Regions from separate parts of the Homo sapiens genome. Here region 2 is linked to region 1. Evidence: read pairs that join two places in POLR2A ChIA-PET (ENCODE). Cell type or tissue: PC-3. All regions are shown on one strand. Links, peaks and the distances in the headings refer to the core of each region. The heading gives the core; the rest is flanking DNA. Region 1 has its middle 60 kb from the start of RBMX. Region 2 holds the start of ZIC3 (Zic family zinc finger 3).

Region 1 (15,321 bases), core at 4,683-12,682:
AAGAGCAAGATTACTGTGACTTCTGAGGTGCTTTTTACCAAAAGATATTTTAAATATCTCACCAAAAAATATCTGAAGAAGAAATCACCTACTTGATTAGTTGCACATAGTTGCTAACAGCAGAGAGTCAGGAATTACATTACTCCCAAATTAACCAGGATGCAGAAGAGGAGGAAGATGAGGATTAAAATTCACTTATCTGGAATATTTTATGACTTCTTGAATAAAACTTGGGAATCAAAAACAAAAATAAAGCATTTTTCAACCCAAGACAAGAAAATAAAGAAAGAGCACTATTAGAGATATATGTCATTACTCTTCCTTGCACCCTCCCCCTAACTAGAACAGCCACGTTTTGGCACTCAGATAGAGAATATCGTAGCTTAGTATGTTCTCACTGCATAATCATCTCTCTGCATGCATGAGCTAATGTTGTATGAGACATTTATAAATCAACTGCTCCCTAGGTCTTGGAGAACCTATATTGGAGAGAAGGAGGAATAGGAAACATTAAATGTGTACTACTTGCTAGGCACTGTGCTAAATATTTCATGTTAGCTCACTTCACCCTGACAGCAATCAAATGGGGTTAATATTTTATCTCCATTTTACAAATTCGGAAATAACAGGCGCAAAGTAACCTAACCAAGTTCATACAGCAGTAAATGGCAGAGCCAAGATTCTAATTCAACTGTGTCTGGTTCTTTCCAGTGTAACACCTCTGGAAGCCAAGGGCCTTCTAGGTACACTAAATAAGTTTCAATGGGAAAAGAAAATTCCCTCTTCTGGAATTGCTTCCAGAATTAGACTTGACTGTTGAGGAACAAGGGGTTGAGACCTAACCTGAAATAAGGGGATTTTCCAAAATTTTCCCATTTGGTATGGCTTTATTTTTATTTTTAGAGACGGAGTCTCGCTCTGTTGCCCAGGCTGGAGTGCAGTGGTACGATCTTGGCTCACTACAACCTCCACCTCCCGGATTCAAGCGATTCTCCTGCCTCAGCCTCCCAAGTAGCTGGGATTACAGGCATGCACCACTATGCCCGACTAATTTTTGTATTTTTAGTAGAGACGGGGTTTCGCCATGTTGGCCTGGCTGGTCTTGAACTCCTGACCTCAGGTGATCTGCCTGCCTCAGCCTCCCAAAGTGCTAGGATTACAAGCGTCAGCCACCACGCCCGGCCTGGTATGGCTTTTTTTGATGGCTACAGTTGCTTCCTGACAGACCACTAGCACCATATTATGTAGGTTCCTGATATGAATCCGAACTTCAATTTAGATGTGTTTTCCTGTGGTTTTTACTATAAGAATAAAAGTCCTTACATTTAAATGTTTAATAACTGATTGATAACTGACAAAAATGTATAAGGACCTCAGCTTTCAATCAACTTATGATAATAGCTTAGACTTTGAATAGTATTCTATTCTCAGTAGCTGAAGAAAGGTTTATTAAATGTCTTCAGAGTACATTTCACTTTTTTTGTTTTTTTTTTTTTTGAGACAGTATCACTCTGTCACCCAGGCTGGAGTACAATGGCGTGATTTCGGCTCACTGCAACCTCTGTCTCCCAGGTTGAAGCGATTCTCCTGCCTCAACCTCCCAAGTAGCTGGGACTACAGGCACTTGCCACCATGCCTGGCTAATTATTGTATGTTAAGTAGAGATGGGGTTTCACCATGTTGGTCAGGCTGGTCTCGAACGCCTGACCTCAGGTGATCCGCCCGTCTCTGCCTCCCAAAGTGCTGGGATTACAGGTACGAGCCACAATGCCCGGCCCCTTCAGAGTGCATTTCATTCCTTTCCTCAGATTACACTTCTGTATTTCATCCAAAGATTAGAAGACTGGACTATACTTATTGGACTAGTAAATTGCCTGTTTTCACCAATCGTACTTTGGGTAAACTACAGGATGTAGGATCAAGTAATCCTGACCTCTAGCTAGATGATTCAAGGCACACACACACATTTCTAACATAAATGGTTCTCATTTTCTTTACAGTGACTCTGAGGCAGAAAATATAATAGACCCTTAAGAAAGAAAGCCAGAATGGTATAGTAGAAAAACTGAGTTTGGGGGCCAGACAGACATGGTTTTGAATATCACTTGCACCACCTGCTAGCTGTGAACCTGAGAAAATTACTTGAGCTTGCTGGGCTTCAGTAGCCTCATTTATAAAATGGAGATAACCACTAAAGGTGATACATAGGGACAAAAGCGAGGTATTCCTAATGTGGAATTGCTTTCAGAATGAGATTAGGAAGAATCATTTTATAATGGCTGTCAGGCCATCTACAGAAATGACACAAACCAAGCACAATTTGTAAATTTTCGAGATTTGAGACCTAGCCCCAAATACAGTAATTAGGGTTTGGTCTCAGGAAAGAATATCTGAAGCTATAAAAAATAAGCCTTAGATGAAACTGAGTGTAACAAAACCTGGATCAAAAATATGATATCCAGCTGGGCACAGCGGCTCACGCCTGTAATCCCAGCACTTTGGGAGGCCGAGACGGGCGGATCCTCTAAAGTCAGGAGTTTGAGACCAGCCTGGCCAGCATGGTGAAACCCCATCTCTACTAAAAAAAAAAATACAAAAATTAGCCAGGCATGGGGGCAGGTGCCTGTAATCCCAGCTACTTGGGAAGCTGAGGCAGGATAATCATTTGAACCCGGAAGGCAGAGTTGCACTGAGCTGAGATCATGCCATTGCACTCCAGCCTGGGCAACAGAGTGAGACTCCATCTCAAAAAAAAAATAAATATATATATATATATACACACACACACACACACACACACACACACGTATACAAATATATATATATGATACACAGTCTAAAAAAGACTAAAAATGGAAATACATAGATCTACATAGTCATAAAGGGTTTTCCCTATTAAAAGAATAGCCTGAAATCAGTCCTTTGGTGAAGCACCACTAATACAGTCCGGAGCTAAGAGTCACTGACCCATGAACACAAACATCTGGTCCAGGGGCAAGTAAAGCACTAGAGTGTCATGAATATCTTTTAAATGGCTTTGTTTTTCATATTTCATATCATTCTTTTTCAATATACTAAGTAACCCATCCTGTAATCTTAACTGCATGTCTAGAGAATTAGATGAAGCAAAAATCATATTTATAAGCACTCAAAGATTTGAGGGCCTACTGTGTATAAAGCAGCATGCTTAGAAATGAAAGATACCAAAAATATAATCTACATGACCTTTTTGTCTGAAAAAAACTTTAAAAATAGAAGATGGAAACAAACTAGAGAAGTTTGAAATCAGAGAGGAGTGATGCAGCTAGCAAATGCCTGGTCAGGGATGTGGAGACTTACTACTCAAAATGTAAAGAGGAATAAAGGAAAAATAGGAGAAAAATAAAAAGGAGAAACAGTGATGCTTCCCTTTTGATTTACTTACTCAGCATACAATTTATCCCTTGGCTTCTGTGTAATGAATAATAGGTAATCTTTATGGAATTGTCTATACATGTGTATGCATAATAAAACCATTCACTCACAGTTGGGAAAAATTACTGATGTGCATCTCTTTCTATTCATTTTTGTAACCCTAGTGCCTGGTACATAATATGCCCTTTTAAGTGTTTCTAGAATGAATAAATTCTATTTAAAGCTGAAAAACTTTTTATTTTATTGTTTTATTTTATTTTAAGACAGAGTCTCTTATTTTGAGATGGAGTCTCACTCTTTCACCCAGGCTGGAGTGCAGTGGCGTGATCTCGGCTCACTGCAACTTCCACCTCCCAGGTTCAAGCGATTCCCATGCCTCAGCCTCCCGAGTAGCTGGGATTACAGGCATCCACCACCACGCCTGACTAATTTTTGTATTTTTAGTAGAGATAGGGCTTCACCATGTTGGCCAGGCTGGTCTGGAACTCCTGACCTCAGGTGATCCGCCCACCTCAGCCTCCCAAAGTCCTGGGATTATGGGCATGAGCCACAGTGCCCGGCCCAGAACACATTTTAAAACAACTATAAATTTTTAAAGTTATGATTTTTTTGTTTTTTATTGTTTGTTTTTAATTCTCTTTAGCTTTATAACCATGAAAAAAAATGATTCTTAAGGCTACAGATCAAAATGTAACACTAAAGAGAACAATTAAATTACTGCGTGATAATCCACATTAAGGTTTACTGTGTAAGTACGAACCCAGTACAGAAAAATCTTCATTTGATATGAGAAAGACTATGCAGCAAAGATCATGTTAAGAGCTCTCACCGAAGTAGAAGCACTATTTTATTATAAACCTCTGGCCTTATATATGGGCTGCACAAGGCTTTATAGGCCAGTTTCAGAACTTTGGCTTTTACTCTAAGTAAGATGAGAAGTCAATGGAAGATTCTAAGCAGAGGATTGAAAAGAGCTGACATTTCCAAAGAAATGCTCTGAATACTGTATTGAGAACAGACCCCTAGAAAATAAGGGTAGCAGCAGGGAGACTGGCTAGGTTTTTGCAATAGTCCAAGTGAGGTAAAATGATATCTTGGACCAGATGATAGTGGTAGAGGAGTTGAGAAGTGGTGGATTCTGAAATATTTCAAAGGGAGAGAGCCACATGGTCTGTCAAAGGATTGGACTGAATAGGGGGTATGAGTGAAGAGTGAAAAAGAGGAATTAAGGGTGATGCCATGATTTGTGGCCTGAGCAACTGCAAAGATGGAGTTGCCACTTACTGAGATGGGAAAAACAACAGGGGAAGCACATCCAAGTGGTCATGTCCTAGCCAAGCGCTGTGGCTCATGCCTGTAGTCCCAACACTTTGAGAGGCCAAGGCGGGCAGATCATTTGAGGTCAGGAGTTCAGAACCAGCCTGGCCAACATGCTGAAACCCCGTCTCTACTAAGAATACAAAAATTAGCCAGGTATGGTGGTGCGCACCTGTAATCCTAGCTACTCAGGAGGTTGAGGTAGGAGAATCGCTTGGGCCTGAGGCAGGAGAATTACTTGAGCCCAGGAGGCAGAAGCTGCAATGAGCAGAGATCACGCCACTGCACTCCAGCCTGGTCAACAGAGCAAGACTCTGTCTAAAAAAAAAAAAAGACAAACAAACAAACAAAAAAAAACAAGCAGACATGTCAAATAGACAGATAAATATACAAGTCTAGAGATCTAACAGTCATCATGGTAACACCATGAGACAGGTAAGACTACCAAAGTATGAGTATAACTAAAGAAGATAAAAAGTTCAAAGACTGAGTTGAGTCTGAGGGCTCTCCCACATTAGGAGTTTACAAAAATGAGGAGGAGATTAAGAAGTGACCAGTAAGAAGTGACCAGTGAGACAGGAAACCAGGAAAGCTTGGTAACCTAAAACTCAAATGAAGCAAGTATTTTAAGAATAAGACGTCGGGTGTAGCGGCTCACACTTGTAATCCCCGCACTTTGGGAGGCCGAGGTGGAAAGATCAGTTGAGGCCAGGAGTTCAAGACCAGCCAGGGCAACATAGCGAGACCCCATCTCTACAAATAAAAATAAAAATACAGCCAGACATGGTGGTGCATGCCTGTAGTCCCTGCTACTCAGGAGGCTGAGGTGGGAGGATCACTTGAGCCCAGGAGTTCAAGGCTACAGTGACCTATGATGGCACCACTGCACTCCATCCTAGGTGACAGAGTGAGACCCTGTCTCTTAAAAAAAAAGAAAGAAAAGAAAAAGAGATGATTAACTATGGTAAAAGTCAGGGAAATTATTAGCCAGCCACAGTGCCTAAAATAAAACACAAGACTGTAGACCTAGCAAACAGCTAGGTCTAACTCACTTCCATGGCCTTGGGCAGCTTGTTTAATTCTGAAAAAGATAAATTATAACACAGTCCTTGCCCTCGGGGGGCCTATATAAATGACCTTTACAGCGATTAGATAAAAGTTTGATTGTATGTACACATAAACTATTTCTGTAGGCAGTGTAGAATAAATACAACTGTAGAAGATTATTTTCTTGGCTTTTTTCCTCTGAGTATGAGAATATGAGATGTGACTACAAAGCATTAAGCTTGATTTTCACATAGCTGGTGAGATTAGCTTCCTGTATGATCACACTTTGTTTACTACCTTTTTAACCAAATCCATTCAAATATGAGCAAGCAGCCTGAGTCAGACCTCACAGTCCATCACCTTAATTCTGTTTCCAAATATCAGAAGTGACATAAAAAAGCATGAGTGATTGTCCTTGACATTGGTAAGGCATTTCCTGGCATCTCTTAGAAGCTATGTTTACTCCTGTTATTTATAAATATGCCCTAAACCTTTTAATTCCTCTTTTATTTCTCGTTGGCAACACCTTGTAGAGATAAATAAGCTGCAATTTTTTTTTAATTTTTTTTTTTTGAGACAGAGTCTCACTCTGTTGCACAAGCTGGAGTGCAGTGGCTTAATCTCAGCTCACTGCAACCTCTGCCTCCCACGTTCAAGCGATTGGCATGAATCCTGCCTCAGCCTCCCGAGTAGCTAGGACTACAGGCGCACGGCCACCATGCCCAGCTGATTTTTTTATTTTTAGTAGAGACGGGGTTTCATCATGTTGGCCAGGCTGGTCTCAAACTCCTGACCTCAGGTGATCCGCCCGCCTCGGACTCCCAAAGTGCTGGGATTACAGGTGTGAGCCACCACGCCCGGCAAAATGTTTTCTAATTTAAATTGGAGCTATCTGTGTAGTGGTTTCTCTACAGTTGTACATAAATGTTTTTGCTATAAAATGAGCTATGTATAAAATACTACTCTATACCATAATAAAGATAGTAATACGTTGAAAAACAAAAAAAATCAAAGTTCATACAAATCACTCAGGGGTCTTGCTACAATGCAGATTGATTCATTAGATCCTAAATGAGGCCTGAGATTCTGTATGTCAGGTGATATCAATGCTGCTGATCTCAGAACACACTTCAAGAACTATTCCTCCAGGCCAGGCGCGGTGGCTTACACCTGTAATCCAATAACTTTGGAAGGCCGAGGCGGGTGGATCACCTGAGGTCAGGAGTTCGAGACCAGCCTGACCAATATGACGAAACCCTGTCTCTACCAAAAATACAAAAATTAGCCGGGCGTGTTGGCACATGCTTGTAATCCTAGCTACTTGGGAGGCTGAGACAGAATCGCTTGAACCTGGGAGGCAGAGGTTGCGGTGAGCCAAGATCACACTGTTACACTCCAGCCTGGGCAACAAGAGCAAAACTCCGTCTAAAAAAAAAAAAAACTTTGCTCCAGTTCAAAAGAACTCTTCGGCTGTTCTTTTTCGGTGGGAGTGGTTAAAGAAGAGTCAACAACTATTTTTCCATGGGGATTTGAGGACAGTTTTGCAGTAAGAGTTGTTACGGATTGTATTGTGTCCCCTAAAGAGATGTTGAAGGTTTAATTTCCAGTACCTATGAATGTGACCTTATTTGGAAATAGGGTATTTGTAGATACAATCGTGTTAAGATGAAGCTGTTAGGGTTGGTCCTAATCCAATATCGTTGTTGCCTTTCTAAGAAGAGAAAAAGACCATGTGAAAATAGAGACATAAGGCCGGGTGTGGTGGCTTACATCTTTAATCCTAGCACTTTGAAAGGCCAAGGCGGGTGGATCACTTGAGGTAAGGAGTTCGACACCAGCCTGGCCAACATGGTAAAACCTCGTCTCTACTAAAAATACAATAATTAGCCAGGTGTGGTATCGGGCACCTATAATCCCAGCTACTCAGGAGGCTGAGGCAGGAGAATCACTTGAACCTGGGGTACGGAGGTTGCAGTGAGCCGAGATCACACCACTTCACTCCAGCCTGGGCAAAAGAATGAAACTCTATCTAAAAAAAAAAAAAGAAAAGAAAATAAGAGACATACAGTGCCTACATGACAACAGAGGCAGAGTTTGGAATGATGCAGCTGCAAGCTGAGGAACACCAAGGATTGCTGGCCATCACCAGAAGCTAGAAGGAGGCATTGAACAGTCTCCCTCAGAGCTCTCAGAAGGAATCAACCCTGCCAACACCTTGGTTTCAGACTTCTAGCCTCCAGAACTGCAAAGTGACAAATTCCCATTGTTTTTTGTTGTTTTGTTTTTTGTTTGTCTTTTGAGACGGAGTCTCGCTCTGTCGCCCAGACTGGAGTGCAGCGGCGTGATCTCGGCTCACTGCAACCTCTGCCTCCCGGGTTCAAGCGATTCTTCTGCCTCAGGCTCCCAAGTAGCTAGAACTACGGGCGCGTGCCACCACACCCAGCTATTTTTTGTATTTTCAGTAGAGACGGGGTTTCACCATATTGGCCAGGCTGGTCTTGAACTCCTGACCTCGTGATCCGCCCGCCTCGGCCTCCCATAGTGCTGAAATTACAGGTGTGAGCCACCGTGCCCGGCCTTAAATTCCCATTGTTTAAGCCACCCAGTTTGTGGTATTTTGTTCTGGCAGCCCTAGCAAAATAATTAATACCAGGGTTAAAAATACAAGCATTGGCTGGACGCAGTGGCTTATGTCTGTAATTCCAACACTTTGGGAAGCTGAGGAGGGAGAACTGCTTGAGCCCAGGAGTCCAAGACCAGCCTGGGCAACACAGCGAGACCCCATCTCCACAAAAAAATTAAAAATTAGCCAGGTGTGGTGATGCACACCTGTAGCCCCAGCTACTTGGGGGGATGAGGTAGGAGGATTGCTTAGAGCCAGGAGATAGAGGCTGCGGTGAGCTGTGATCATGCCACACTGCACTCCAGCCTGGGTGACACAGTGAGACTGTCTCACTCTCTCTCTCTCTCTCTCTCTCTCTCTCTCTCTCTCTCTCTCTCTCTCTCTCTGTGTGTGTGTGTGTGTGTGTGTGTGTGTGTGTGTGTATATATATATATATATATATATGCTTTGCAATCAGTGAGCTATTTACTAGCTATATGACCATAGACACATCAAGTCTCAGTTTCTTCATTTATTTATTTTTATTTTTATTTTTTTATTTATTTTTATTTTTTTGAGACAGAGTCTCGCTGTCTCCCAGGCTGGAGTGCAGTGGCGTGATCTCAGCTCACTGCAAGCTCCGCCTCCTGGGTTCACACCATTCTCCTGCCTCAGCCTCCCGAGTAGCTGGGACTACAGGCACCTGCCACCACGCCCAGCTAATTTTTTGTATTTTTAGTAGAGACGGGGTTTCACCGCGTTAGCCAGGATGGTCTTGATCTCCTCACCTCGTGATCTGCCCGTCTCGGCCTCCCAAAGTGCCAGGATTACAGGCGTGAGCCACCGCGCCCAGCAGTTTCTTCATTTTAAGAAGAGGGACAATATATATAATTGCTCACAGGATTGCTGAGACAATTAGAATAATGCATGTAAAGTACTTAGTAGAATGCTTGGTATAGGAAACCTTCAATACATGTTAACTAATATGTCACCCAGGCCTTCAATCCTTAGAAAATGAGTACAGCTGAGTGCGGTGGCTCATGCCTGTAATCCCAGCACTTTGGGAGACCGAGGAGTTCGAGACCAGCAAAACACTGTCTCTACTAAAAAATAAAAATAATAATAATAATACGAAAATTCGCTGGGTGCAGTGGCTCATGCCTGTAATCCCAGCACTTTGGGAGACCGAGGTGGGCAGATCACTTGAGGTCAGGCGTTCAAGACCAGTCTGGCCAACATGGTGAAACCCCTTCTCTACTAAAAATATAAAAATGAGCTGGGCGCAGTGGCACGTGCCTGTAGTCCCAGCTACTCGGGAGGCTGAAGCTGGAGAATTTCTTGAACCCAGGAGGCGGAGGTTTCAGTGAGCCGAGATCGTGCCACTGCCCTCCAGCCTGGGCAACAAAAGACGACTCCATCTCAAAAAAAAAAAAAAAGTACAAACGAGCCTTGACAATTACCACATTAAGTAATCTACAATATATACAGCTCTTGAGATTAAGAATTATGGCTCTGCAAATCTCAGAATTTAGGGTGATGGCCCTGAAGGAATTTTGGAGATCATTTAATACAGTAATGATGAAGAAGGGAAGAGTGATCATGTGAGAGTGTGCCCCAATCAGCTTGAGGTGGGAAGTAAATACTCCTCACTAAAGCACTATGTGTAACTGCTAAAAACTAGAAACAACCAACAATCTCTATCAATCCAGTTAAATAAATTATAGTAAAACCACACAGAGAAATAAAATACAGCTAGTAGATTTGCATACGCTAGTAAGAAAGTATATCCATACTACTAGAGAGAAAAAGCACAGCATAGTGGTTAGGGATGTAGATCCATAGTCAACCTACATATATTCGGCTGGGCAGTGGCTCACAGCTGTAATCCCAGCACTTTGGGAGGCCGAGGGGGGCAGATCACACGAGGTCAGGAGTTTGAGACCAGCCTGGCCAACATGGCAAAACCTTCTCTCCAATAAAAATATAAAAAGTAGTCGGGCGTGGTGGCATGCACCTGTAATCCCAGCTACTCAGAAGGCTGAGACAGGAGAATTGCTTAAACCTAGGAAGCAGAGGTTGCAGTGAGCCGAGATCGCGCCACTGCACTCCAACCTGGGTGACAGAGCAAGACTCCGTCTCAATTTTTAAAAAAAAAGCCAGGTGTGGTGGCTCACGCCCATAATCCCAGCATGTTAGGAGGCTGAGGCGGGCGGATCACAAGGTCAGGAGTTTGAGACAAGCCTGGCCAATATTGTGAAACCCTATCTCTACTAAAAATACAAAATAATAAGCCAAGCATGGTGGCACATGCCTGTAATCCTAGCTACTCGGGAGGCTGAGGCAGAAGAATTGCTTGAACCCGGGAGGCAGAGGTTGCAGTGAGTGAGATCATGCCACTGCACTCCAGCCTGGGTGACAAGAGTGAGACTAGGTCTCAAAAAAAAAAAAACAAGAAAAAAATAAAACTACCTATATTCAAAGCTCAGATATGTTCTGTACTAGCTTGTGTGATCTTTGCCATGTTGTAACCTCTTAGTGTATCAGTTTCTGTACCTGTAATGTAAAGATGGTAACAGTACCCACAGGATGCTGTGAGGATTAAATCAACTCAGGCAAAGTATATCAACCACTGCTCGGCATAAACTAAGTACTCAATGTAATAGGTAAAGGTCCTTCAGTATCTGGATCCCACCTATCTCTCCAGACTCATCACACGCGACAGCCTCTACTTCTAACCTGCTAAATTACTAAAGAGAATTCTGTACTGTGTTCTCACAGCACTCAGCTCATATCTCTATTGTCACTTACATCAAATTGTAGTTGGTGTATTTACACATTTATATCCCCTAGTAAATTGTGTTCCCCAGTACATCACAAAATTAAGAACTCTGTCTGGGTCATTCTAAGGAAGGAGACCACTACTACTCCTGCTGCCCTCCTCCCCCTACCTTGCCTAGTTCACAAGACAGGAGAAAAGACAAAGCAAAAAGTTGGAAAGAAACAAAAGTAAGATAAATAGCCAGACAACCTTGGCACCACTACCCGGCCCTAGGAGTTAAAAAAGTAATAATAACAACATCAACCCCTGACCTAAACTACTTGTGTTATCTGTAAATTCCAGACATTGTATGAAAAAGTATTGCAAAACTTTCTGTTCTGTTAGCTGATGCATGTATCCCCCAGTCACGTTCCCCACACTTGCTCAATTTATCATGACCTTTTCATGTGGACCTCTTAAGAGTTGTAAGCCTTTAAAAAGGCCAAGAATTTCTTTTTCAGGGAGCTTGGCTCTTAAGACACAAGTCTGCTGATGCTCCTGGCTGAATAAACCTCTTCCTTCTTTAATCTGATGTCTGAGGAGTTTTGTCTGCAGCTTGTCCTGCTACATTTCTTGGTTCCCTGACCGGGAAGCGAGGTGATTAATGGACGGTCGACACAGCCCCTTAGGCAGCTTATGCCTGCCCTGTAGAGCATCCCTGTGGGGGACTCCGGCCAGCTTGAGCAATGTAGATCCTGATGAGCGCTCCCAGGCAGGCATTTGCCCCGGTACAACGCCTCATCAGAGCGGTGCATGGCAAGCCCACATGAAGGACCAATGCAGTGGCTGAACACTGGGAAGGAACTGGCACTTTAAGTCTGGACATCTGAAACTTGGTAAGACTGGTCTTTGGAACTTGCCCACTCCATTTGAGTGGAAGCATGGCATGATCACCCACGGCGTGCCTGTACCGGCACTTTGGGTTTTGTTTTTGACTTGACTTGCATTGCTTGATAATTTGGTTTTAGTTTTGATTTTGACTTGACTTGAATTGCTTGATAAACAGGCATGCCTTTATTGGCACTTTGGTTTTGGTTCTGATTTTGACTTGGCTTAAATTGCTTGACGAACAGAGGTGCCTTTAACGACACTTTGGTTTTAGTTTTGATTTTGATTTAGTGTGAAATAGACGAGTGAGTGACCTTTTACCCTTTCCTTCTTGTAGTGTGAATGTTGTTTTGTCTCGAGAGAAAAATAGGTCAGACACAAAGTAAGCCCACTCTGCTAGAAACTGTGTTAAAAAAAATTCCAAGAAAAGAAAAATAAAAGGAAAGTAATCATCAAAACTTACTCTATTAAAATGCATGTTACAAAACCTTAAGAAAGGTTTTGCAGGGGATTATAGAGTTAAGTTAACCCCCCAGAGGTTAAGAACTCTGGGTGAATTAGAATTGCCCTCTTTTGGTGTTGGATGGCCCACCAAAGGAACTACAGACAGGGAACAATTGGCCATGTATTTAAGGTGGTGACAGGGGTCGGAGGACAGCCAGTGTACCTGTAGCAATTCCTTTATATTGACTCATGGTTAAATATAATATAGACAAAACTGGCATAAATTTAGCCCTGTTTAACAGCTTATTGCAAAAAAGCCAAAAGTAAAAGTAAGAGCAGCTTCGCCAGCAGACACAGAGTTAAAAAGGGAGTCCCAGAAACAGCAAGAGAAGCCAGTTTTGCAGAAGCCGCCAGAGATAAACAGAAATTCTTTCTCCATATGTCCTAGCCTACCCCCCTTTACCGAGGCCAACAGCCCCCTCAGAAACCAGATTCAGGAGCTAACACACCCCAGGTCTCACCTCGAAGGGGAGAATCGGAACCTCGAGAGGCCAAGGAAGGAAGTCAAGATAGTCAAGTGGGCCATCTCAGATCTGGTCTTGCTCGAGCTATGCAAATGCCTCTCAGGGAGAGGTGAGGACCTGTCTATTTATAATGACCAGGCCCACATCCGGGGGGACAACAGACTTTCATCTATCAGCCCTTTTCAACCATTGATCTACTAAACTGGAAACACCCTGAACCCGCCACCTTGCTCCTGGCAACTAGAGCCCTGTCGAGCATAACTGTGTAGAGGTGTTGGACTCAAGTTTACTCTAGCAGACCTGACCTCCAGGACCAGCCTTGGGCATCAGTAGGCTGGGAGCTATACGTGGATGGGAACAGCTTCATCAACCCACAAGGAGACAGATGTGCAGGATACATGGTGATAACCCTGGACATTGTCGCTAAGCTGAGCTCATTCCTTTAATTCAGGCCTTAGAACTCAGTGAAGGTAAGACTGTAAACATTTACACTGACTCTCGGTATGCCTGTTTAACCCTCCAAGTGCATGGATAATTAAATAAAGAAAAGGGCCTGTTAAACTCTAGGAAAAATAGGAAAAAGACCCAGAGAATGCAACTCAGCTTCAGCGTTTGCAGAGATACTGAGAAGCACTTCTGCAGAGGCAAACAGTTGGTAGAAAAAAAGCAATTAATATAAAAAAGATTTCAGAAGTGCTTCAAGGAGCTGACAAGAGCCTAAGTCAGTTTTATAAGAGACTCTATAAAGCATTCTGGCTTTACACCCCATTTAACCCTGAGGCTGCTGAAAAATCAGTATATAGTGAATACCTCATTTGTAAAGCAAGCCCAGAATAACATCAAGCAGAAGCTGCAGGCATGAATACCACCCAGTCTATAAAAGTGGCCACCAAGGTGTATGTTAACTGGGACCAAGGAACAAAAAGGGAAAGAGCAAAAGCAACAATCGAAGCAGCTAGGCACGCCAAGGATTAAGTCCCTCTCCCCAGCCTGGCTCTATCTAAAAAAAGAAGGAGCCAGGGACTGGCGCCGGGAAAAGACCAAAAGAAAAAGAAAGACTAAGACTAAGTGTGAAAAAGAGAATCAGAAGTAAACAAGAGAGACAGACAGCAGTGCGCGGGGGCAGGGCCCGTGCTGTTGCCTGGCCCTGCCAGCTGGCCGTAGGAGCAGGAGAACTCAGGAAGGAAAAAAATAAATAAATTAAAGACTTAAAAAAGCCAATCTGTTAGCAACAGCTCTTATAAAAAGAGAGATTAGCAATGTGAGAGGACGTGGATGCGGACATAGACGTGGAAGAAGTCACGTTAGGCAAGGATTCAAGAGCCGGACAAGGCTAGAGAGGGATTAATGTACGAGATGCAAAAAGAAAGGACACTAGAAGGGTGAATGTTCAGAAGGCAATAAAGGAAATGGCCAAGGCGGCAAGACAAAGAGGCCATCGGCCAAGGGCTGCCGCACCTTGGAGGAACCAAATACTGATCTGATCAGGCTGGCAGGAGCTGAAGAATGTAAAGACTAGGGCAGACTAGGCACCTTCTCTTTAGGCTCCCAGGAGCCCATGGTCACATTAGAAGTTAAAAGCAGCAGGATTCTGCCGTATTTGGACTCCAATTTCTCACTGATGGCTAAGCCACTAGATAGAGTTATAAAGGGGGGGAAGAAAAAGAACCCCTCCAAGAAACTTAAACAGGAGAAAGAGCCATACCTTGTGAAAACTTGCTTATAGACTTTACAGAACTGACCCATGCTGGAGGCTATCGGTACATGCTAGTGCTTGTTTGCACCTTTTCAGGGTAAGTTAAAGTTTTCCCCACCAGGACAGAAAAAGTACAAAAAGTAACTAAAGTACTGTTTAAAAGACATTATCCCCAGGTTTAGACTGCCTCTAACTTTAAAGTCAGACAATAGGCCAGCATTTGTAGCTGAACTAGTGCAAGATTTAACAAGACTGTTAAAATGGAAGTTACACACAGCCTATTGGCCGCAAAGTTCAAGATAAGGTGGAATGCATGAACTGGACACTTGAGCAGCTACTGAAAAAATATTGCCAGGAAATACATTTAAGATAAAATCAGGTTTTTGCCTATGGTCCTCCTCCGAGTCAGGTGCACCCCCACCAAACAAACTAGGTATTTGTTCTGTAAGATTTTGTTCGGTCAGCCACCCCCAAATTACAGGTCAAATTAGAGGTGACCTCCAGGAACTAAAGGAATTAACCTTAAGAAAGCAAATGCAGTTTTTAGAAATAGCCATACAAAGTGTTCATAATTAAATACATACAAATGCCTATAAGCCTGACACCGCTTTAAATCTAGTGACTCTGTTTA
Region 2 (15,321 bases), core at 2,307-10,306, 620 kb before region 1:
TGTAACCGAGCCCGGCGGGACAATGGGCCCCGGACAGGACAATCCCGTTCAGCCTCTTTGTACCTTTTTATTTGCCTCTTTCAAATGCAGCGGTTTGGCTAAGCCCGATATTAAAAAGCCTGGGTAGTCGTAGTTAATGTTTGAGGAAAAAAATATAGATAGATAGATAGATAGATAGATAGATAGATAGATAGATAGATCGATCGATCCAGGGGGCTCCAGACAGTTTTACAAGATGTTCTGAACAAACCACGAAACTGCTTTAGCTTTCCTCCCGGAGGACTGAATTGAACCTGGAACTCCAAATAAAAATAGTTTGACAAAAGTATCAGTCATTTAATTAGGAGATGTGCCAATCAAGTGTAAAAAAAAGCGGAAGTAACCGAAAGTTAGTTTTCATTAGCATTTGTATGGTTGCCTTCCACGAATGTGTGCCGAGAGCTAAGTCGCTTGTAAGCAATATGCTCTCAACACATTCGGAGTCCCTTCACGGTAACCCAGAAAGGGAGACAAAAAGAGGCGGCGCCAGTTTGTTCCTGGGCGCGAGAAGGTCCCAATTAGTTCCTGAGACCGCAGAGCAGTCTGCCCGGGAAGTTAGAACTCGGCAAAGGCGCCACGGGACGGGGAGGGCTAGGGGTGGATGGTCACTGACAGCGCTTCTTTTTCGAGCGGCCGTTGCGGGGCGTCGCCCCTTTCCCTGGCCGCCACCTCTCTCCCTCGCGCTCTAAGTCCGCTGCGTGACGGGGTATCGCCAGTGGAACCCACGCCCGCCTGCTTTTTTCCCTTACCTGTGTGGGTCCTCTTGTGGATCTTGAGGTTCTCAGAACGGGCAAAGATCTTCCCGCAGCCCGGGAAGGGGCATGGGAAGGGCTTCTCGCCCGTGTGCACTCGGATGTGGTTGACCAGTTTGTACTTCGCCTTGAAAGACTTGCCCTCCCGGGGGCACTCCTCCCAGTAGCAGACGTGGTTGTTCTGCTCCGGGCCCCCCACATGCTCCATGGTGACATGTGTCACCAGCTCATGCATGGTGCTGAAGGTCCGGTCGCAGCTCTTCTTGGGCCGGCTCAGCTGAGCCTCGTCGATCCACTTGCACGACAGCTCCTGCTTGATAGGCTGCCGCATATAACGGAAGAAGGCGCCGGGCCCGTGGTGGGCCGCCACGTTCACTCCCATGTTCATGTTCATGGGGCTGTAGTTAGGAAACTGAGCGCCGGCCGCGTAGGGGTCCGTGCGCGGGCTGGCCACTGGGCGGTATGGGTCAGCACGGCCGAACAGCTCCCCACGCAGCCCCAGGTGGACCTGGTTGTTGTCCACGTGCCCTGTGGGCGACGGGTGCCCAGCGCCCTGCTCATGCAGCCCGGGAAACAGCAAGTAGCTAGGGGGCTCGGGGATGCCAGCTGGAGCATGCAGGCTGCTCGCCGAGCCGGCGAAGAGCCCGTGCTGCCCGCCACCCGAGGCCGCCTCACTGAGCCCGGAGCTGCGCTGGCGGAACAGAAACTCGCGCGTTGAGTTGAAGGCGGCAGAGGCAGCGCCACCGTAGCTGGGCACCTGGCTGGTGTGGTGATGATGGTGATGGTGGTGGTGATGGTGGCCCAGGGCGTTGGCGTAGCCCGAACCCTGCGGCGTGAAAGCCGAGCTCTGGCCTGAAGATAGATCGTGCGCCGCGGCAGGGCTCAGCTTGAAGGCAGCGGCGGCGGCGGCGGCGGCGGCGGCGTGGGTTGAGTCCCCGAAGGGATTCAGCCCCATGCCTGCCGGCTCACGGTTGGGCATCTCGTGGTGGCGCGGCGCGCCGAAGCTGCCCACTCCCAGCCCAGGGAACTGCGGGCCTCCGTCCAGGAGCATCGTCATGGGTGGGACGTTCTGGGCACAGGCGATCCGGCCGAAGTGAGAGAGGGTACCGGCGAAGGAGGAGATCTCCGAAGTGCCGTAGTCGGAAAGGGGTGGCGGCGGTTGGACACTGCGGGGAGACCCCCAAGGCGCTACCAGGGGCTGCAACTTTCCGTCACTGCAAGAGTCTCCTGCAGAGGGATAGGAGGGAGGAGGGGAAGAAAGAGCAGGGAGGGGGTGTTGGCGGGGGGAGGAGGAGGGAGGAGAAGGGAGGAGAAAAGACTCGGACTAGATCTGGTTTAACAAACTAACAGGCGCGCACAAAGAAAAATAAGCAAAATAGTAAGTGGAGGGCGGAGTTTGCCAATCCTGTCCCGGGCACCCCTCCTCTCCCCGAGTGCACAGAACCGCGGGGCCAGGAGGCTCCCTGGGTACCGGCCTCCGGGCTGGGCTGCGCCAAGTGGCGGAGCCGGCTAGCGGCCGGGCAGGCGGGCAGCGGGCAGTAGGCAGGCTCGTTACTCGCCGCTTGCCGCTCGCCGCGCGAGTCCCAGCCTCTTCGCCTCCAGAGTAATGTCCTTGGACTGATAAAGTCAATCACTCACTCCTCGCACATAAACCGAGCGGGAGGCCGCGAGGCGCGCGCCAATGGGGAGCCAGCTGGCCCGCGGTCACCTGACCTCCGGCCGGACTGCCCATTGGCCGCCGCGAGGCTGATTGGCAGCGCGGAGCGGAGAACATGGCAGCCGCGGCCGAGCGACCCCCGCTGATTGGGCAGCCGCCGGGTGCCTGGCAGGTGAGGCGGCGGCTGCCGGGCGGCCGCGAGTGGGCTCCACCGGGCTTGAGTGGCTGCGGGGAACTGGGGCCAGGCTCCAGCCGGCAAACGGCGGGACGCCGCCGGGACTCTCGCGGGCTTTCCCCCACCCCTCGCGGGCTCTTTGCCCCGCGAGGATCGGTCCCACTGCTGCGCCGATGGAGGAGACGCGGCGCTCAACGTCCAGTCCTGCTTGGGCCCCCGCTGCCTCACCACCTTGAGAACATGTCCCCTCTGTAGCTGCAGGGCGCAGATCCTGGGGAGAGCGCAGCAGTTTCGCGCTCCCGGTCCAGCCGCTGCGTCCACCTCCAATCACTGCGAGTTCTGATGGCCTCGAGGCCGGGACCCAGGCCGGGATAGTTCGCCGTTTGTGCCCCCAACCTGTCGGCAGCTGTCCGAGACCCAAAGGAGAAGAAACGATTACAATTAGAGCTGATCTCCGTTACTTCCGTCTGCGCCAAGCGTTGACCCTTTAGTTTGTGAGCAGCGGCCGTACTCGCCGCTGCCCACTTCCCGAATTACACACCGGGCACGACACAGCAAACATATACAACGCAGTAAACCCAAGCACACAGTAGGAAACAAGCACACAACACAGTAAACACAAGCGCACCACAGGAAACAAACACGACATATGAAATACGCACACAACACAACAAAGTAAGCACATACAACACAGTAACATAAACTACGCACAACACAGCAAACACAGAAACACAACTAAACACAACAGAGCAAATACACATAACAGCGAGCATACCCACAAATACAAAACATGCAAAGAACACTTTTAGCCAGTGTACGCAAAACATGCACACAACACACTAAACACATAATAAACACACTAGACACACACAGTATCAGGGTGGTTTCCAAATCACTAGGCTAATCAGCTTTGAATTCTCAACATTTTCAAATGCAAAAGTCGTGTTGGGGGTTGCTGATGCTGAATGGGGACTGTGACATGGAATTTTCTTTCCTCTGAACAGCCAAGGCTTTACTCTCTTCTACTCCTACCCGGAGAAGGTAAAGCATGTAGTGACCTCAGGGACTGCTTACCCCTTAAGGATTTACTTCCAGGGGTGTGTGTGAAAGTCCTCTCGCCTTCTGTCTGTTGCAAGGTCTTTCTGACATAATGACCAGGTTCAGACAAGGCTATAAATTCACTCATTTTTGTGTCCTGCAAGGCATTTGCAAAGAATGCAGAAGAGAGTGGAAAGAAAAGGCAGAGAGAAAGATGGCTGTGATTGTCACATCCCTAGCTGGGCCAAGCCCCAAAGTCTGCGCCTTGAGGCAGCCTCACAGCCTGGCCGCCATCTCTCTGTAGGAAATAGAACATCTGATCAAGTTCAGAGGCGCCAGGAGAGACCGCCTTAAGCAGCGCTTTATAACTGCAGCCTTTCACTTCCTGCTCCCCAGTCTGCCTGGCCCAGCCAACACTTCACCTTCTTTCTTAGCCAGTTTGCTGGGAGAACACCCTACCGGTAGCACATCTTACCGTATTCACCCCCTCCCATCAAACTCGCCCCAATTCTCTCTCCACATCCAGAGCTCTCTCCCCAGGTTGGAAGGTGAGTTCACTGCTGACTTAAATTATTGCGTCTGCCGAACATAGGCTCTCCAAGAATGGTTTCAGTGCCTCTCAGCAGAGGGTTTCTTTGGGGGGGTAGGGGGGCGCTGGTGTGTTCAGAGAACAAATATGCTTAAATCATGCAAATGAATCCCCTGGAGTCAGGTTTACAAAAAAGGAGGATTGCCTTTCTTCCCCCCCCCCCCCCCGCCCCACCTTTCTTTTCACTTTCTCCTTTATTTCCTCTCTTCCCTCTACCTCTCTTCACCTCCCACCAACCCCAACCGCCCTTGGCTAAGTAGTTGGTTTGAAAAAGTTTGGATTTCCTCACTGAGCTGGTCCCGCGGACAGCGGTTCTCGAGACTAGGGGACCGGGAAGGGGCGGCTGTCGAGCTCTGGCCGGGCCAGCGCTGATGCGAGAGTTTCCGGGGAGTCCCGCCAGGTACCCCGAGAATCGAGGGCCTTGCGCGATTGCAACTGGGTGAAGGGCTCAGAAGGGGGGCAGCCGAGGGAGCTCATCATGCCCCTATTTGGGAAGGGGTCTTGAGCTCAAGGCAGGGGGAAGTTGCCGCCGCTGACCTACCCGGTGCCCAGTGTCCGTTTTGATACGGCCACATTCCGATAATTAATTGCCTCCAGCACGTGCTCTGTAGTCCCTGGAACAAAAAGGCATAATTCAATTAGATCATCAACCGAGAAGTGGGGAGGTGGGGGCCGGGGGGGTGGATGCTTGTTAAGGGGGCAGACCTGAGGCGATTCAGCCAGGCCAAAATCCCGGGCAATGGAGCCCTTCACGGGACAGCCGGGCCCATCCTGAGAGTGCGGTTCTGAGGGGGTGTCGTTGTTCTGTGGGACGCAGGGGTCCCAGATGCGCGCAAAAGGACGAGGCTGGGGGCTTTGTGAACAGCAGGTCAGAGGCAGGCCATTTCTAAGTCGGTTTCAGTTGGTTTGAGTGGGAGTTTCCTTATTTGGGGAGGGGGACCCCTGACCCTTAAAAGAGGGTAGAAAGCAAAATCCCTCCAGATAAAGCTAGTTACTGCACATGAAAACAAAGTCCCCACCCCCAACAAAGCAAATCACTGCTGTTGGGGGGGAAAAATCGCGAAGTTTTTCTTATGACTTAGAGCTTCTCTCCTCCCCAAACTTGATTTTCAAGAGGAGACTCTGGGAACAACTTCGGGGAACAGGGCGCTTTGGGGAGCTGAGTCTGAGAACAGAGTGGTGGCAGAAGAGGGAAAGCTAAGAGGAGAAAAGTTTTTCCTACACACAGGCAGAGGTGAGGGGATGGAGACAACTCTCGTGTTTTCGTTTTTCAGGTGGAGACAGGAGTCACAGCTCTAGTCAGGGAGGACAACTCGAACCCAGGGGTCGTGGTTCTATAGCTGAGGCTCCCTCAGCAGCTTTGGCTTACTAGGGTTTACATGTGTAGTAGGCAACGTAAATTAACCAATAAATCTCTTTTATGTGTCCCCAAGTTGTATGTGGTCGGGTCTAAATATCCACATGTTTGTATGGATAGGAAATATAATGGGATCCTTTCCCTCACACTGAGTTCAAACGGTAAATAGGAAAAAGATTTATTTTTATGCCCAAATCTAAAGCAGTAAATAAAATCAGAAAAACTGATCACTTCTAAACCAGCAAAGCTTTTGAGCCCGATTTTTAGAATCCATCTTGAAGAAGCAGTAGGGAAACAGAACGTCCTGAGGGGCAGTAGGGTAGGACCGGGTTCTTCCTACAACCCAGAGCCCAACTCCACAGCACTTTTCTCTTCCGTCGAACCTCCGAAAAACAGAACATACACAGCACATTGTGTTATCATGCAGCATTTCTTTCTAAACACATTTTATGTGGTGGACATGAAATTATCCTGATTCGGTGACCTAGTAATTTTCTTTAAGTTCAAGGGAAACGCTGCGGTCTTTTCTTCTGTTTTGTATTTAGAAAAGACTTGCAATCTAACACTCGCAACATTTTAAAGGCCCTTTAAACCCAGCAAGCGGATTTCCGTTCTGCCAAGGCTTCCTGATTTATTTCAATAAATGAATCTTTGAATCCAGGAAGGGAATTATTCCAGGACGCTGAATTTGGTGCCCCTGTCTCTCCCTAGTGGAGCACAAAGTGTTTCTCATTGCAACATGTCCTTGAAACTCACCATTATTCGCCTTTTTTCCTGGTAAATGACACTTTCTTTACATAAATCCCCACCCTCTCTTCAGAGTCCCAGATCTTTTTAAAAGAAAAACTGCAAGTGGCAATAAAAAATGAAGGGGGAAGAAAGCTGGGAAAAGAATGCATTTTTAACTTCTCTTTATTTTTATGCTAAGATAAAGCACTTAATTGGCATCAGGGGCCAAGCTGAACTATCGATCTCCAGGACATGCTGACACACTTGCCAACCAAGTGTGTCTGCAGGTTGGTGAGCGTAAAATCACACAGCTCCAGATTTTATTGGCCACATCAGAATTTTCACTATGGTCCTATCATTTGACACATATTTTATAAGCCCTAAATACCTTTAAAATTCAATCGAGAATAAACAGATATTGTTAATTAACCCCCCCCCTTTTTTTTTTGCCTTTGTCCTCTGAAATACAAGGCATATTGTTACCCAATGTAATGAAATGCAAACCAGACAGGAATGAGACATTTTCATTGTACTTGTCAATCAGGGCTGTGCAGACAGATATATATACTTGAACTTCAGAGACATAGGCTGAAGTAAATAGGGCTGAACTTGAAGGAGGCAGGCAGGGACTTGAACTAGAACTATCAGAATCCAGTTTGGAATTATAAAGGGAGTCCCTGAAATATAGAAAATGCAGTGAACCACCCCACCCAAGTGGTAGGCAGTGGTCCTCAGGCAAATCTGAGTGAAAGGCTTATGACGAGCTGTGGCCTGCTAGGTTCTGCTGCCATGGAATACCTTTACCGCTCTGGGGGTGACTAGGTGTTAGCCCCCAGCTGCACTAGCAGTGGCTCCAGGTGCCAGGAGAGCAAGACACATTGAAAGAGGACTTCTTCCTTCCTTCTAGATCAGAACACCTTGTAGGTGGGGAGTGCCCAGGCAAGAGAAGAGGGGGATGCAGGCAGAGGCTGAGATACACAGTGACACATTTGATTTATGTTTACAGGTCCTTCCCCAGACACCTGAAGAGATGGGGGAAGGAGAATCAATTTGGAGAGCCAAGTTTGCCTGACATTTTGGAGCACACATTTACCCAGGACCCCAAGTTCCTTGTAGCTGCTAAATGCTGTACTAGTTCTAAAATGTAAATTAGCTTCAAGGCAAGTGGAGAGAAGCCTTAGACTATTCTGAGATATTTGTTCATTCATTTCTTTGCTTTGAGAAAGAATCCTCCCAACGTGATGGGAAAGATATCTCTGGGCCACATTATGGCTTCTGGCAGCAACTCTCATCCTTAGTGCCTAGATCTGGAGCCCCCACCAACCCTTTGTCCCCAAGTTACATTTCCTTAGTCCAGGCCTATTCCACCATTTCATCTTCTTTCTCCCTTCCTCGCTGAGGGGCAGAGGCCGCCTTTCTTTTGCCCAAGCTGAGAGGGAGAATTCCTGATCCCTAGGAAAAATGCTGTCTCCACTCCCAAGGAACTTTGTGTAGTTTAGGAATTGCATTTTGTAAAATCAAATTGCCTGTTGCAATTTGCACTTGGTTTGTGGTTATTCATCTAGTTATTTCCTAGTGAGGGGGTGGGAGGAAAGGGCTTTGACATTAAAACAAAGCATAGGGCCTCCCTTTCCTCCCTTTTTTCTTTCCCCACCAACAAGATAGAGTGGGAGTGAATTAGACTAACTGCTGGTTTGGACGTGAATGGCAGACTATGGTCTGCAAACTGGAGGCCAAATCTGGCCCATAGCCTGTTGTATTTGTATGGCCCCAGGAGCCAAGAATGGTTTTATTTTATTTTATTTTTAAAACATCTTTAAAGGGTTAGAGAGCAGAAGTAGAAAAAGAAGGACAAAAAAGGGGGGGAATTTATGCTACAGATACTGAATGTGGTTTGAAAACCCTAAAATAATATTTTATATCTGGCCCTTTACAGAAAAAGTTTGCCGACCCCTGGACTAGGGGTTGGACTGTAGTGTCAGCAGAGGCTAGGTATTCTTGACCAGTAGATTTTATCCACCATCACCCTCCTAGATTTCCAGCTTCATTTTGCATATGGCTTGATTTTTTTTCCCCCAGCCCCACATCTCAGTTATTTTTGGGGATACTTTTGGCTTTGGAGAAAGGGAAAAAGTAGTCAAGGGAGGAGGAGTCTCAGGAGAAAGAAGGGATGAGAAGAGAGGAAAAAGAGTTGTGAATATCTCAATCAGTGACTAGGTGACCTCTGACCCTGAGGGTGGTTTTATTGTCTTTCTTCTTTGGCTAGAGATACACAGTTTATTGACCCTTTCTGCGTGACTGAGCCCTCAGGGGCAACGACAGCTCCAAACCAAGCCAGGCATGTGAGGCCAGGAAGCCTGAGGGAAGTGACCCCAATTCCCTAGGCCTGAGGGGGTTGGAGGGACAGAGAGATGGACTCCCTCCCAACTCAACTGCCCCTCCTCAGTGAGGGCCTAGCGTTCACCCAGCTCCTCTTCTTGCCCAGAAACGCTACCCTCCCTTTCTTCCCAGGACAAATGCCATCAGCTGGTAGACTTGGGCAAAACATTTATGCTCCTTCTCTGCACTCTTCCCCTTTAAACTATAAAGATATGTTATTATAAAGATTCCAGGGTGGGCCAGGCATGGTGGCTCACGCCTGTAATCCCAGCACATTGGGAGGCCTAGGTGAGTGGATCACTTGAGGTCAGGAGTTCAAGACCAGCCTGGCCAACATGGTGAAACCGCATCTCTACCAAAATACAAAAATTAGCTGGGTGTGGTGGCAGGCACCTGTAATCCCAGCTATCAGGAGGCTGAGGCAGGAGAATCACTTGAACCCAGGAGGCGGAGGTTGCAGTGAGCTGAGATGGCGCCACTACACTCCAGCCTGGGCGACAGAGCAAGACTCCCTCTAAAATAAAAAAAGATTCCAGGGTGCTCCCAACAACCCAGCTTACTAACTACTACCTTAGCTCATCCCCTTAGGTATGTCTCCCCTCTCCTTCATCTTTCCTTCCACTCCGGCCCTATCAGGAATTTCTCTATAAGGCTGCATAATCCTCAACCCTTGCCCCTCAGACTCAGCTTTGGTAGATTACACTTCACCTTTTGAACCTGGTCCAGACTGGCAAACAATTCTTTCAGACCCAAATAGCCACTCACACAAGTAATGTTGCCAAATTTAGCACATCAAAAACTCAGGACGCTCAGTTACATTTGAATTTCAAATAAACGATTTTTTCTTAGTTTAAGTATGTCCCAGTTATTGCCTGGGAGATACTTATACTAAAATATTCTTTATTGGCAATTCAGATTTTATAGGACATTATGTATCTTATATGGCACTCCTACTTTCAGGAGTATGGTCTAGCCAGGCTAAATTGTCACACCCAATGGAGCTCTCACCAAAGTGTAGCCTGACTTTGTGCCACTTGCCAAAGTGTTTTCCAAAAGCTCCATTTGTGGGAAAGTCAACTTGGGGACAGGGTGGCCCTGAAGGCCCAAGAAAAGCCCCTGGTGAAATTTCTGTTCTGGCTCAGCGGGCCTGTCCTTTCTCATCAAGAGGCCCAGGAGCTACCCTGGCTAGATTGTTACCACAGGACTGGCAGCGGGGCGCTGTTCCCAAACAGTGACTAATTGTGCCTGCTCCTGTCCTAGCCCCTGAAGGAAAGCCCCTTGTGCTACTCACCATGAGTAGCACAGCAGACATTGAGTACTGCACACATTGAGTACTAGCGTGCTAGGGACCTTAAGATCCCACGCACTGCAGGCCTCAAAGTCCCATTCATTGACCTGATCCTCCTGCCACCCCTGCAGGACCTGAGATGGGTGTTTGCCTTGCATATTCTTTCCTATTTTGCTCAGGTTGTGTGAGCCTGAGGCCCCCTTCCCTTTGCTCTCTAGGGTTCAAGTTTCACCAAGCCTAAAAAATCCTCCTCGCCTTGCCGTCCCTTGGTCCTTCTTTCTCTCATTTTAATGGGTCTGTCTTCAAGAACAGAGGAGCCTGATTTCAGCAAGAATGCCCCTATGGGCCCTTGAGGGCTATAAACAGGTGGAATCCTCAGAGCCAGAGTCTGTGGTCCCTCTGCTTAGCCCTGCCCTCCCAACCTGGATGCACAAACTTCAGTCCACACTGGGCTGTGCAGAGGCCCCTCTCGAGCCATCCAGGGCTAAAGGTCAAGTTTTCCTGAGGACCAAGGACAGAGTGAAGCAGGTTTTATCAGCAGACATCCGTTCTCCTCTTCCCCTGTTCCCCACCCTCATCACACATTCCTCCATGGAAGTTCTTATCTATCTACCTATTAAATGAAAGAGGAAAAACACATGGCCTACAGTGTCCTTTTCCTCACTCCTATCAGTACAAGTTCCAAAAGCTGAACCTGTCAGCAGCTCAGTGGCCTCAAAAACATTCCAGGAGACCCCTCTCCCCATCACTGAAATACTCCTTTCCCACTTTAGAAAAGCTCATTAGTTCTTACCTCTTAACTCTTTCTCCTTTTTAAGGTGGTTTTAGGCTCTAAGTTTGTTTGGAGGCAAGGGAGCCTCCACTGCCTACTTAAGCAAACTGAAGTTTTGGGTAGTTTTGGTAGCCCATAACCACTAGTTGTAGTGCACATCTGTACACACTTGCCTGTTTTCCTGAGTTTCTTTCTTTCTTTCTTTCTTTTATTTATTTATTTATTTTTTTTGAGACAGAGTTTCGCTCTTGTCGCCCAGGCTGGAGCGCAATGGCACAATCTTGGCTCACTGCAACCTCCGCCTCCTGGGTTGAAGCGATTCTCCTGCCTCAGCCTCCTAAGTTGCTGGGAATATAGGCGCCCACCACCACACCCAGCTAATTTTTGTATTTTTAGTAGAGATGAGGTTTCACTGTGTTGGCCAGGCTGGTCTCCAACTCCTAGCCTCAGGTGATCGACCCGCCTCGGCATCCCAAAGTGCTGGGATTACAGGCGTGAGCCACCGCGCCCAGCTCCTGAGTTTCTAATATGTCCCTGGGTATGGAAGGGGGCCCATTTTCTTTTCTTTTCTTTTCTTTGTTTTTATTTTGTTTGTTTGTTTTGTTGTGTGTGTGTGTGTGTGTGTGTGTTTTAAGGATGGAGTTTTGCTCTTGTCACCCAGGCTGGAATGCAGTGGTGCTATCTCAACTCACTGCAACCTCCGCCTCCCAGGTTCAAGTGATTCTCCTGCCTTAGCCTCCGGAGTAGCTGGGATTACAGGCGTCTGCCACCACACCTGGCTATTTTTTATTTTTTATTTTTTTTGTATTTTTAGTAGAGACGGGGTTTCACCACGTTTGCCAGGCTGGTCTCAAACTCCTGACCTCAGGTGATCTGCCTGCCTTGGCCTCCCAGCGTGCTGGGATTACAGGCGTGAGCCACTGTGCCTGGCAGAAGGGGACCCATTTTCTTAATACACACACTTAAAAGCTCTAGCTCCCACATGATATCTTGTTTTTGTGATTCTCAATTAGAGACTTATATTGCAATATTTAGTTTCTGCTATTAAATTTCACATCCCCTCCCTCAATTTGAGAGGGGGGAGAGGTTGCCTGCCCTCTGCTCCAGAAGCAATTGAGTAGAACCAGAAACTCTAGCTCCACATTGGAGTTTGCTGGGAATCTTTGAAATATTCAGATGGTCAGACCAACCCCAGAGCTTCTGACTCACTTGGTCTAGGGAAGGGTGCCGTGGCCTATTTTTGAAACTCCCCGGGTGATTCTAATGAGGGAGCCACTGTGTTAAAGTTAGTCAATATCTAGAGCCTCTTTGCTCCCACCCTGCAGCCTTCCCAGGCTTACATTCTTGGCCCTGGTAATACCACTAAGGTCTGAGAAATGCTTCAACTAGAAGTGCTCTAAGAATAAACTTGGGGTTCCCACTCCAGACTGCTATCTCTATCTATTTATTTTGCCTACCAGATGTTTCCATGAAGAAAAATCCCGCCTTCAACTTCTACGTTATTCATCCTGCTTTTAGAAATGACCCTTGCCCTGATCTGAGGTGGAAGAAATAAAGGTCTGGTAAAGAAATGATATGCTTATGGACCTGGAACCATTTATTTTATTTCAACTAAAGGGCTACACTTTTGCTGTTGCAGAACGAAATTTCCCCCTGTAAGACAGTGAGGGATGGAGCTACTTGATGAAAAGGGCTGTTCTAATTCTACTTCTCCCCGTTTTCAACAGATCCACTCCTGACCTCCTTCTAGAAGAAAGAAGGGGAGTGGAGATTCGGAGCATGCCATCTCATTAAGAATTGTTCCCCAGTGATATTTCCTTTGCTGTTTCTCCCCCCACCCTAGGTGGAATCCCAAGAACTGGTGAGGGGAACCTTATGCCTCTCAATTTCTAGATGATTGCAAAAACCAGAACTGTCCAGGTATCATGCAGTTTGGTTCAGGCTTTGAGGACAGCTCCAAGTTGTGGAAGGCAGGGACAGATGGGAGCAAGCAAGTTGCAGAGTGACTTGAAACTGAACCCTTTTTTCCCCCGTGGAAAAACTTTTTATTCACACAAGCAATACATTAGCTGCTTCACTCTTCAAATTATTTCATTTTATTTTTAGAGACAGGGTTCTCATTCTCTCACCCAGGCTGGAGTTCAGTGGCATGATCACATCTCACTGCAGCCTTGACCTACCGGGCTCAAGCAATCCTCCTGCCTCCTACCACCCAAGTAGCTGGGATCACAGGTGCATGCCACTGCGCCTGGCTATTTTTTTTTTTTTTAATTTTTCATGGAGACAGTATCTCCCTATGTTGCCCAGGCTGGTCTCGAATTCCTGGGCTCCAGCAATCCCCACCTTGGCCTCCCTAAGTGCTAGAATTTTAGGTACAGGCCACCACACCTGCCCCTTCAAAATGTTTATAGCTTGCATGCTACATGTAAGACATCCTGGGGGTACTGTGGGGGAAGATACCAGGAAATGATGTCAAGATTCAGTCTTGCACCTGGGCTAGCAAAACATTGTAGCAGTTTTAGAAGGAATATTTCATAATCCTATGTGGATTATCTGAAACTTTAGGGTAACTGTCAGAGGTTTTCTTTCTTTCTTTCTTTTCCTTTTCTTTTCTTTCTTTCTTTCTTTCTTTTTCTCTCTCTCTCTCCCTTCCTTCCTTCCTCCCTCCCTCTTTCTCTCTCCTCCTTCCTTTCTTTCTTTCTTCCTTTTTCTTTCTTTCTTTCTCTCTCTCTCTCTTTCTTTCTTTCTTTCTTTCCTTACTTTCTTTTCGACAGAGTCTTGCTCTGTTGCCCAGGCAGTGGTGCAATCTCGGCTCACTGCAACCTCTGCCTCCCAGGTTCAAGCGATTCTCCTGCTTCAGCCTCCCAAGCAGCTGGGACTACAGGCATGTGCTACCACGCCCGGCTAATTTTTTGTATTTTTAGTAGAGACAGGATTTCACCGTGTTAGCCAGGATAGTCTCGATCTCCTGACCTCGTGATCCACCCTCCTGGGCCTTCCAAAGTGCTAGGATTACAGGCGTAAGCCACTGAACCCAGCCTTTCTTTCTCTCTTTCTTTCTTTCTTTCTTTCTTTCTTTCTTTCTTTCTTTCTTTCTTTTTCTTTCTTAGGGTCTCTGTCACTCATTTGGAATGTAGTGGTGCAATCATGGCACACTGCAGCCTCGACCTTCTGGGCTCAGGTGATCTTCCTGCCTCAGCCTCCCAAGTAGCTGGAGACTACAGGCACCACCACCATGCCCGGCTAATTTTTGTATTTTTTGTAGAGACAGAGTTTTGCCATGTTGTCCAGGTTGGTCTCAAACTCCTGGGCTCAAGCGATCCACCCACCTCAGCCTCCCAAAATGCTAGGATTACAAGCGTGAGCCACTGTGCCTGGCCCTAGAGCTTCTTTCTTTTTATTCACACATGCCTCTCTTGGTTATGCCTTTTCCTACTCAGATGTGTTACTGGGGTTTGCTGGAACAAATACCCAAATGGAACTATTATAAAAAGAGTCCGCTGGGTGTGGTGGCTCATGCCTATAATCCCAGCACTTTGAGAGGCTGAGGTGGGTGGATCACTTTAGGCCAGGAGTTCAAGACCAGCCTGGCCAACATGATGAAACCCCATCTCTACTAAAACAATACAAAATTAGCCCAGGTGTGGTGGCTCACACCTGTAATCTCAGCACTTTGGGAGGTCGAGGTGGGTGGATCACCTGAGGTCAGGAGTTCGAGACTAGCCTGACCAACATAGTGAAACCCCATCTCTACTAAAAATACAAAATTAGCTGGGCGTGGTGGCACAAGCCTGTAATCCCAGCTACTTGGGAGGCTGAGGTAGGAGAATCGCTTGAACCTGGGAGGTGGAGGTTGCAGTGAGTGAAGATCGCACTATTGCACTCCAGCCTGGGCAATAAAAGCGAAACTCCATCTCAAAAAAAAACAGCAAAACAAAAAACAACAACAACAAAAATTAGTCGGGTATGGTGGCACATGCCTGTAATCCCAGCTACTCGGGAGGCTGAGGCACAAGAATCTCTTGAACCCAGGAGGTGAAGGTTGCAGTGAGCCATGATTGTGCCACCACTGCACTCCAGCCAGGGCAACAGAGCGAGACTCTGTCTCAAAAAAAAAAAAAAAAAAAAAAAAGTCCATGTTTTCATGAGGAAAAAAGAAATAAACTGGAATCATTATCTTGGGGAGTGCCTTCTTTTATATTCTATTTGTGTCCTTTCCTGCTGCAACATATAGTCTTTAAGATCAGAAAGTCCATTTAATATTCCTTATATTCCTCATTAAAACAGACTTTAAAATTACATGGTAAAAATTTGAGGCTCATTATTATTATTTTTAACTTCACAATTCCATAACTCCCCCACAACACACACACACACACACACACACACACACACACACACACACACACACACACACAGAAGGCTAGCTATGGAAAAGCACTCTGTAGCTCAGTGCCGTATACGAGCTTTACTTCTTGAGCTATGGTTTCATTCTGTGGCCATGGTGGGTTTAAGTCATTATTCTGAATGTAATGTTCAAATGAAT

Evidence for each region. ChIA-PET counts read pairs that join two places held together with the same protein. Peaks named below come from ENCODE experiments on the same cell type or tissue, not always from the same donor. Only the 100,000 strongest peaks of a DNase experiment are listed, where the experiment ranks them.
Region 2: POLR2A ChIA-PET joins it to region 1 with 5 read pairs; 2 of 35 experiments call an interaction of 5 or more read pairs at or near these places.

Annotation. Positions count from the first base shown.
Region 1 is chrX:136,932,615-136,947,935 of GRCh38, reverse strand. It overlaps the pseudogene RPL22P23. Among named protein-coding and RNA genes, the nearest start is that of RBMX, 60 kb to the right of the region's middle. RefSeq lists enhancers at 12,059-12,208, 12,289-12,388. In PC-3, for the core only: no CTCF peak of the experiment used is centred there; no DNase peak of the experiment used is centred there.
Region 2 is chrX:137,553,219-137,568,539 of GRCh38, reverse strand. ZIC3 (Zic family zinc finger 3) reads right to left here and starts at 2,413. Exons shown (of 3, transcript NM_003413.4): 1 at 789-2,413. The coding sequence starts at 1,848. LINC02931 (long intergenic non-protein coding RNA 2931) reads left to right here and starts at 4,056. Exons shown (of 3, transcript NR_186571.1): 1 at 4,056-4,209; 2 at 7,343-7,496; 3 at 12,236-12,349. RefSeq lists an enhancer at 1,427-2,012. In PC-3, for the core only: no CTCF peak of the experiment used is centred there; no DNase peak of the experiment used is centred there; H3K4me3 peaks cover 1,034 bases; H3K27me3 peaks cover 1,945 bases.